Linked DNA regions of Homo sapiens: region 2 is linked to region 1. Evidence: read pairs that join two places in POLR2A ChIA-PET (ENCODE). Cell type or tissue: Caco-2. All regions are shown on one strand. Each heading gives the region's core, and the rest is flanking DNA. Links, peaks and the distances in the headings are about the cores only.

What was found. ChIA-PET counts read pairs that join two places held together with the same protein. Peaks named below come from ENCODE experiments on the same cell type or tissue, not always from the same donor. Only the 100,000 strongest peaks of a DNase experiment are listed, where the experiment ranks them.
Region 2: POLR2A ChIA-PET joins it to region 1 with 5 read pairs; 4 of 35 experiments call an interaction of 5 or more read pairs at or near these places.

The regions. Positions count from the first base shown.
Region 1 is chr7:47,589,439-47,593,823 of GRCh38, forward strand. No RefSeq gene overlaps it. Among named protein-coding and RNA genes, the nearest start is that of TNS3, 9.5 kb to the left of the region's middle. In Caco-2, for the core only: a CTCF peak has its summit at 426; DNase peaks (open chromatin) are centred at 403, 2,323 and 2,683; H3K4me3 peaks cover 183 bases.
Region 2 is chr7:47,509,164-47,513,548 of GRCh38, forward strand. All of the region lies in intron 2 of TNS3 (tensin 3), which reads right to left. Among named protein-coding and RNA genes, the nearest start is that of SNORD151, 47 kb to the left of the region's middle. In Caco-2, for the core only: no CTCF peak of the experiment used is centred there; no DNase peak of the experiment used is centred there.

The sequences.
Region 1 (4,385 bases), core at 243-4,242:
CAGGTGGATCACCTGAGGTCAGGAGTTTGAGACCAGCCTGACCAATATGGTGAAACCCTGTCTCTACTAAAAATACAAAAGTTAGCCGGGCGTGGTGGCTCATGCCTGTAATCCCAGCTACTTGGGAGGCTGAGGCAGAAGAATTGCTTCAACCTGGGAGACGGAGGTTGCAGTGACCGGAGATCACGACACTGCACTCCAGCCTGGGTGACAGAGTGAGACTCCATCTCAAAAAAAAAAAAAAATAGCAAGAGTCTGCTTCTGGTTTCCTGGGTAGGATTCCAGAATGTTCTCTGCTGTGTCTAGACTTGGAGAAGAAAGCTCTGTGGCGATGTTCTTAGGTCAGCATCCTGCTCACTCCCATACTTGGGCCTGGGACGTTGCTGGCACAGCCTGTGGGGGAGCAATGAGCAGCTAAGAATCTGACAGCAGGAAGACAGCCAGAGTGGAAGTGGCATGAGACACCTGTGTGAGCAGGCACTCCCTCTCCCTCCCTCCCTCCTTCCTCCCCTCTCTCTCTCCTCTTCTCTCCCCTTCTTTCTCTCCCTGACCCTGCCTTTTCTTCCTTTCTGCCTCTCCTTCTCTTTTTCTCCTTTTCTTTCCTCTTCTCTCTTATGGTCTCTCTCTTTCTTTCTCTCTCTCTCACTTCTTTCTTTCTTCCATCTTCCCTTCTTCTCCCCCCTTCCCTCTGTCATCTCTCTCTCTCTCACTCTCTCTCTCTTCCTCTCTCTTTAGATTACAGTGGCATAATTTTCTCTCTCCCCTTTATCTTTCTTCCTGTCTCTCCTTTCTCCTTCTCTCCCCCTGCCCCTCACTGTCTCTCCCCCTTTCTCAATCCTTCTCTCCCTATCCCTTTCTCACCTTCCCTCTTCTTCTTTCTCTCTCTTAGGACACATATCCAAAGAACAACAGGACTCAGATGAAAACTGGATGACAATTAGAAGAACTATTTCTCAGGGCTGGGCGCAGTGGCTCACACCTGTAATCCTAGCACTTCAGGAGGCCGAAGCCGGTGGATCATGAGGTCAGGAGGTCAAGACCAGCCTGACCAACATGGTGAAACCCTGTCTCTACTAAAAACACAAAAATTAGCCGGGCATGGTGGTGCATGCCTGTAACCCCAGCTACTCAGGAGGCTGAGGCATGAGAATCGCTTGAACCTGGGAGGCAGAGGTTGCAGTGAGCTGAAATCACGCCATTTCACTGAAGCCTGGGCAACAAGAGCAAAACTCTGTCTCAAAAAAAAAAAAAAAAGAAAGAAAAAGAGAAAAGAAAATAATGCCGGCCAGAGGCGGTGGCTCACGCCTGTAATCGCAGCACTTTGGGAGGCCGAGCCAGGCGGATCACCTGAGGTCAGGAGTTTGAGACCAGCCTGACCAACATGGAGAAAGCTCGTCTCTACTAAAAATACAAAATTAGCCTGGTGTGGTGACGCGTGCCTGTAATCCCAGCTACTCGGAAGCCAGAGGCAGGAGAATCGCTTGAACCCGGGAGGTGGAGGTTGCGGTGAGCTAAAATTGTCCCATTGCAATGCAGCCTGGGCAACAAGAGCAAAACTCCGTCTCAAAACAAAACAAAACAAAACAAAAAACAAGAAAGTAATCCCCATCTCCCTCACTGTAAAGGGTTTCAATGAACAAGAAGATAATTTGGACAAAGCAATCTATGAAACAAAGAGAAACAAGCTATGATGACGTTGATATGTGACTTGGGTATTGCACATGAACAATAATTAGTATGTGAGTAGGCAAAATAGCTAGGCATGGTGGTGCTCACCTGTGGTCCCAGCTACTCAGGAGGCTGAGGTGGGAGGACAGCTTCAGACCAGGCGTTCGAGACTGCAGCGAGCCATGACCATGCCATTACACTCCAGCCTGGGCAGCACAGTGAGACCCTATCTCTAAAGTAAATAAATAAAAATAACATAAAATGCCAGAACGCGTGTTTACTGTGTGGCTTTGGCAAGTTCATTAATTTCTCTGTGCCTCAGAGAAACTGTGCCTCAGTTTCTTCTTCTGTGAAAAATGGAGATGATACCAGAACCAATCCTAGCAGGCTGCTGTGAACACTAAGTACATGTTCTATGATCCATTTAGAACTGTGTCGAGCAGTTCGTGCAAATGTAGCCACTATGACTATCTCACCCTCAGTGCTACCCCAGGGGCAGCTTATCCCCTAAACATAATGACCACTGAATTAGGGGCTGTCAAGAGAAGACAGCAGCAAAGCAAGCTACCGAAGTTGGCTTCATCTCCTCCCTAGCTCCGCCCGAAGCCAAAAAATCTGCCCGAGGTGTTTATTCCAAACCTGACTGATCATGAAAATCACATTGGAGGAGGGGGCGGTTAAACATTCAGATTCCTGAGCCCAGATCCTCTAAATTCCAGGGCTGGGTCCAGGAATGTGCTAAAAAACAAACAAAAAAAAAGCCTCCAGGTTTTGTACTTACTGCATGAGAAAGGAAAATGTACATATTTAAGGGGAGTGCCTTGCTATCTTGGAGCATTATTAACCTGAGCCTCTTTTGTAGTTAAAGACTGTTTTTCATTGGGAAACAAAAATCTGCAGATTTTTAAACTAGTTCAAGAATTTAGCTGGGCATATTCCCAAGGGTTTGAAGGAAAGCGTTCTGATCTGCGGAATTCCTCAGCTGCACTGCGTGCTCTGAGATCACAGCTCTGGCTGCCCTAACCAGCCTGGGCCCCTGCTCCGCAAGACTCACCCACATGGACTTCAGGAGGGGTTTGGGGGCAAACCTGTGGCAATCAAATATATTCTTAAAATTGGAGAGGCGACCAGAAGCATTGAACTCAAGACAATATGGTTTTCAGAGAAGGTATTTTGAAGGATCTCCACTGAAAATCCACTTTCCATGCAAAGGGCAGAAGAGTTTCTCCAACGGGTGGCCCAGATTATAAAGCGCAAGGAAGGAGCTCTGCCCTTGCCGGACCACACACGTACGTGATCCACTTTACTCCCTTGTACCTGCCTCAGTAGCTCTCAAGGCCTTCTGGCCAGAATGACCAAAGTCACCTTGCTCAGAGGCTGCCAAATAGCACCCGGAGAAAACCCAGGCTCCCCCCAGGGCTGACTCAGATTATTTTGTGAATTTACACCGTTGTTTTTTTTTTTTGTTTTTGTTTTTGTTTTTGTTTTTTGAGACAGAGTCTCACTCTCTGACCCAGGCTGGAGTGCAGTGGAGTGATCTCAGCTCACTGCAACCTCTGCCTCCCAGGTTCAAGCAGTTCTCCTTTCTCGGCTTCCCGAATAACTGAGACTAAGGCGCGCACCACCATGCCTGGCTAATTTTTGTATTTTTAATAGAGACAGGGTTTCGCCATGTTGGACAGGCTGGTCTCAAACTCCTGACCTCAGGTGATCCACCCAGCTCAGCCTCCCAAAGTGCTGGCATTACAGGCATGAGCCACCGTGCCCGGCCGTGAATTTACATCTTTACATGATGATAAAACAGAGCATCATACCACACTCCAACGTGGCTGTTGCCAACTTTTACACTCTGCAGATCCCAGATGAAAGTCCCGGTCGGGCGCGGTGGCTCACGCCTGTAATCCCAGCACTTTGGGAGGCCAAGGCGGGCAGATCATTAGGTCAGGAGATCGAGACCACGGTGAAACCCCGTCTCTACTAAAAAATACAAAAAAATTATCCGGGCGACATAGCAGGCGCCTGTAGTCCCAGCTACTCGGGAGGCTGAGGCAGGAGAATGGCGTGAACCCGGGAGGCGGAGCTTGCAGTGAGCCGAGATCGCACCACTGCACCCCAGCCTGGGCGACAGAGCCAGACTCCGTCTCAAAAAAAAAAAAAAAAAAAAAAGTCCCCTCGCCCTCTCTCTGCCTGCCTCTGAACTCCCTTGAAGTGTGTCATTGATTAGGAAGCTGGAGCTCTGCCCTGGTCTTTTTGATGCCGGGCTAGCCCACAGAGGCTGCTGCATTGCTGCTGTTGGGGTGGTTGTTTTTTTTTCAGCAGCATTACTTTTTATTTCTAAATAAGTAAATAAACATTCAATCATGCCACTATTTTCCTTCCACTCTGGAAATCTTCAGAGTTCCAGCATGATGAGGCACAGCAGTTACTGGTCCCCTATCTCTGTCCCACCTTCCTCTCCCCAGTGAAAAGCCCCAGCCAAGCGAAGCAGTAAATAATTTCTCAGCATCAGGCACCTACCCAACGCCCATTACAACGGACAAAAGATGAAGCCTTACCTTGCCCTCCCTTGGCTCCGGAGAGCAAGCTGGGAGATGGCAAAGGAATTTGAACATAGCAGGTCATGGCCACGCGCCTCTGTGGCACCTGAGCTTTCTGTGAACCATTTGGCTGCTGCTATGGGACTCTTAAAAGTCAAATTTTTTGGCCGGGCGCAGTGG
Region 2 (4,385 bases), core at 275-4,274, 80 kb before region 1:
ATGGTGGGTGGCCTACTCGGCCACCAGACAGCCATCGGCACTGTAGGGCAAAATCATTAAATTCAATTATCATAGTGAAATCATATAAACTGCCCATGAGCCAAGACTACAATCCTGAGAGGCAGGGCCATTGTTTCTGGTATGTAGACAAGTGACCCTCAAAGTTTTACAAATGTTTGGACTAGGACTTCACACTCGATTGTCAGCAGCATGGATAATCCTCAGAGTAGCAAGTCCACCGTCAATCTATCCGTGGCCCAGCTCTGGTCAGCACCGCACCAGGCAGTGTACAAGATACTTTCCCGTATGTTACTGCACTTGCTCCTCGTAAGCACCTCTCGGGGAGGAACTGTAAGGGTGACTCAGCCAAGGGGGCAGCCATGGTCCATGAAGGTGGGACTCCAGCCCGTCTGTGCATCAAATTCAGTGTTTGCATCCAGCCATACTCTCCCTGCCTTTCTGACATATTACAAAATATGAATCAAACAGTGCCCAGGCCCAGCTTCCTATCCTGCCGCCCACAGGAGACAGCCCCCTGCCTGCCCTACCCCTGCCTGCCCTAACCCTGCCCATACCAACCTCACCTCCTCATTCACGCCATCCTGCACCCACCTCCTGGGCCCGGCTCAGCTGCCTCCGTTCCTGAGTTGACACCCTTCTGTGCCACTGAACCATCATGGCAGGTCATCATGGCTTGTCATATCATGATGATCTCCCTGTGTCCATCTCTCCCGATGGGCTGCAAGCTCCTCAAGGGACAGCGTCTCTGTTGTGCATGACCAGGGTCTCACAATAGCAGCACTAACACGAGTAACAGGCAGCTAATACACTCAGCACCTAAAAGTTTGAACTGCATGCGTATTGCCAAATTTCCACCACACCCTGGAAAGAAGCTACCTATCTTCGCCTGTTTTACTAATGTGAGACTGGGGTTTGTGGATGAGACTGAGGATTCACGTGCTGGACAACTGTGTCCCAATCTTGACCTGTTCCAGGTCTGCTTTCAGAAGCCCATAGCCAGCAGGCCCACAAGCTATGGAGACCTCATTACCTGATCACCACTTAGGGATTCGGGGCTGTGAAGGTGCTGGCCAGAAGGGAGGCTGCAAAACAGAAGAAGAACTTCGCACCAAAATCCATCTCTGAAGCACACAGGCCCAGAAGACAAAACGTATGTGTTCACTTTGACCCTCAGCCAGGCAGACCCGCCTCCTTTTTGGAATAGCAGTTGTGTGAGCTGGCAGCTAAACTAGCCACCTTCTCAGGGGATGTCATTTTTATTTGAAAGAACTCCTAGCAGACAAAATGCAGTTATTCAGACTCGAGTGCTTGTCATTTTCTCAAAAATGAAGTGAGTCTGTCATCATAAACCAATGTCAAAATTTGAGATTTCAAGTGAAAATTAGAATTTTAAAAGACTAGTACCCAGGCCAGGTGCGGTGGCTCACGCCTGTAATCTCAACACTTTGGGAGGCTGAGGCGGGCAGATCACTTGAGGTCAGGAGTTTGAGACTAGCCTGGCCAACATAGTGAAACCCCATCTCTACTAAAAATACAAGAAATTAGCTGGGCATGATGATGCATGTCTGTAATCCCAGCTACTTGGGAGGCTGAGGCACAAGAATCTCCTGAACCCAGGAGGCAGAGGTTGCAGTGAGCCGAGATCGTGCCCTGGGTGACAGAGTAAGACTGTCTTTAAAAAAAAAAAAAAAAAAAAGACTTGTACCCATCACCAGGGCCTAACAACTCCTAGGACATTTCTGTTAAAATCAACAATATTATTAACAAATGTGGGGATTTTCCTGAGATTGTATAACAAATATGTCAACATTTAGAAGTTCTGCGAAATTGTCAGTGGACCAATAATTTCCAAATGTCCAGTGCGTGGTGTTCCACACCGGGTAAAAGATGCACTTGGTGTGCAAGACAGGCCAGTGGATTTTAATAAAACAGCGTAGGAAAAACTCTACTGACACAATTTCAGATTCCACAGTGAAACTGAACTTTAAGCAACTGTCACTTGAGTTCTGGTGTAGAATCAAAATGAAATAGCTACAATGGCCGGAAAAGCCTATTAAAATGCCTCCTTTTCCAAGTAGATATGTTTATGGGGCTAGATTGTCTTTGACGCTTCAAACCAAACATTGCAGAAGACTGCATGCAAGGGTAACCAGCCTCTTGATTAAGGCTGCATAACAGAATCACAAAAAAAAATGCACCTCCTCTCATTTTGTTGTTTTGAAACATAGTTATTTTTTATTAAGCTTATGTTCATTTTAACATGTAATTGGTTCATTACCATTGCTTTTAACTGACTTAAATATTTTAAATACTCATCAGTTTCCCATTTCTAATAGGGTAAATCGTGATGAATACAAACCACACTGACAAGAGCCCTTTAGGGTCTTCTAGGACCCTAGCAGTGGGTGCCCGAGACCCGCAGCGCGAGGGCAACCCCGTTCATTCTCCTTGCCTGAGGCTCTCAGAATGGGGTAAGGACCCAACTTTGACCAACAGAAAGGTAAGTGAATTCTCCCAGGGGCTTCTGGCGAAGGCCTTCCCACTCCTGTAAACGAAGCAAGGGAAAATGCCTCAGCTTCTGGAACCTCCCCCTCTGAGCACGGAGCTGGACCCACAAGAAGAACCTGGAGAACTTGGGTTGCAGAACCGGGGCCCAGGCACACTGCCCGGAGCCTGCCGGCCGCTGCACCTCCCCCTGCAGAAGACACATGCCCTGCTGGCTGGGAGAGGCTCCTTCCATGCAGCCCCGTTATTGGCTGCCACGGTGCCTTCCACGAAGCTCCATGTACTTTAGACGCCTTGTTCCACCTGTTCCCATGGGGACCAGGGAGAAAGTCACATTCTCACTCCGTTGCACGAACAGCAAACTGCAGCACAGAGCGGAAGCTGCCTGCCCTGGGCGACAGAGCAGGTTAAGCAGTGACACCAGCTGCCAGCCCAGCTCTAGATGGGCAGAGCCCACCTCCCAGAGCTGGACTGGAACACCCAGTGAGCTGGTGTGCAAAGGCTCTTCTGTGCCTGGTGCAAGAACTGGGGCTCCACATGCATGAGCCCACTAAAGCAAACATCTACCATGAGCTACACACCAGGACCAGGAGCAGGTGTCCAGGGACCTCAGGAGTCTGAACTCACATGCTCACTCCAGCCCCTCTCCAAGGATCCGTGCCAGTCATGTCCCCTCTGGCACACATTTCCCCTTCTGTAATTAGGAGTAGAACAGGGTGATAGCCAAGATTCCTCTCTGCCATGAAAAGAATAGTTTACCTAAGCAATAAAAAGATAAAATTACATATATATACAAACAAAATATTAGGTAGCTATTGAAAAATTATGATCTCAAACTATTTCACATGTGAGAGTTCTTACAAAAGGCAAGGCTAACAGATATACAGCACTCTGTGTTGTATGAAATAAACTTTGTGACCGACAGACATGCGCGGTGGCCTCATCTATAGGAGAGAAAATGACACTGGAGAGAGACCTCACAACTCAGACAGAAAGGAGGAGCCAGACAACAAAACTGGGAAAACTGGTTACTCCATGAAAAACATCATCATAATAATAACAGAAATACCATGAATTTCAGATGCATCAATCATAGAACTGATTCGGAATTGGAAAAGCTGAAATGAATTATTAGAATAAAATATCAGAGAACATCTTTGTGACTTTGGAAAAGGGCAGACATTCTACAACAAGGAACAAGAGTATGAACTAAATGAAAAGATGAGTAGATCTGAACAAACCAAACATTACAACTTTTGCGTGACAAACAGGCCACAAACAAACTTAGACAAGCAACTGACTGGAATGTTTGCAATGTACAAAGTGGAAAGATAAGAAACTGACCTTTTCTGAGGACAAATGTCATTAGAAATTGGCAAAAGTTCTGCCTAATATCACAGATAAGATTTAGTATTCATAATATAGTGAAGTCTCAGAAATTTAAAAAAATGATTTTTAAATTTATTAATTTTCAAAATGTTATTTATTTTTTTCTTTTTAGAGATGAGGTCTCACTGTCACCCAGGCTGGAGTGCAGTGGCATGATCATAGCTCACTGCAGCCTCAAATTTACAGGCTGAAGCAATCCTCCTGCCTCAGCCTCTAGGGTAGCTGGGACCATTGGCGCGTGCCACTGTGCAGGCCAATTTTTAAATTTTTTGTAGAAATGGGGTCTTGTTTTGTTGCCCAGGCTGGTCTTGAACTCCCGGTTTCGATCGATTCTCCCGCCTCGGCGTCCCAAAATGCTGGGATTACAAGCATAAGCCACCTCACCACGCCCTAAAATAATCTAATTTTTAAATAAGCAATGAACAAAGGATTTGAAAGGCTACTTTGCTAAGTAAACAGAAATGCTGCAG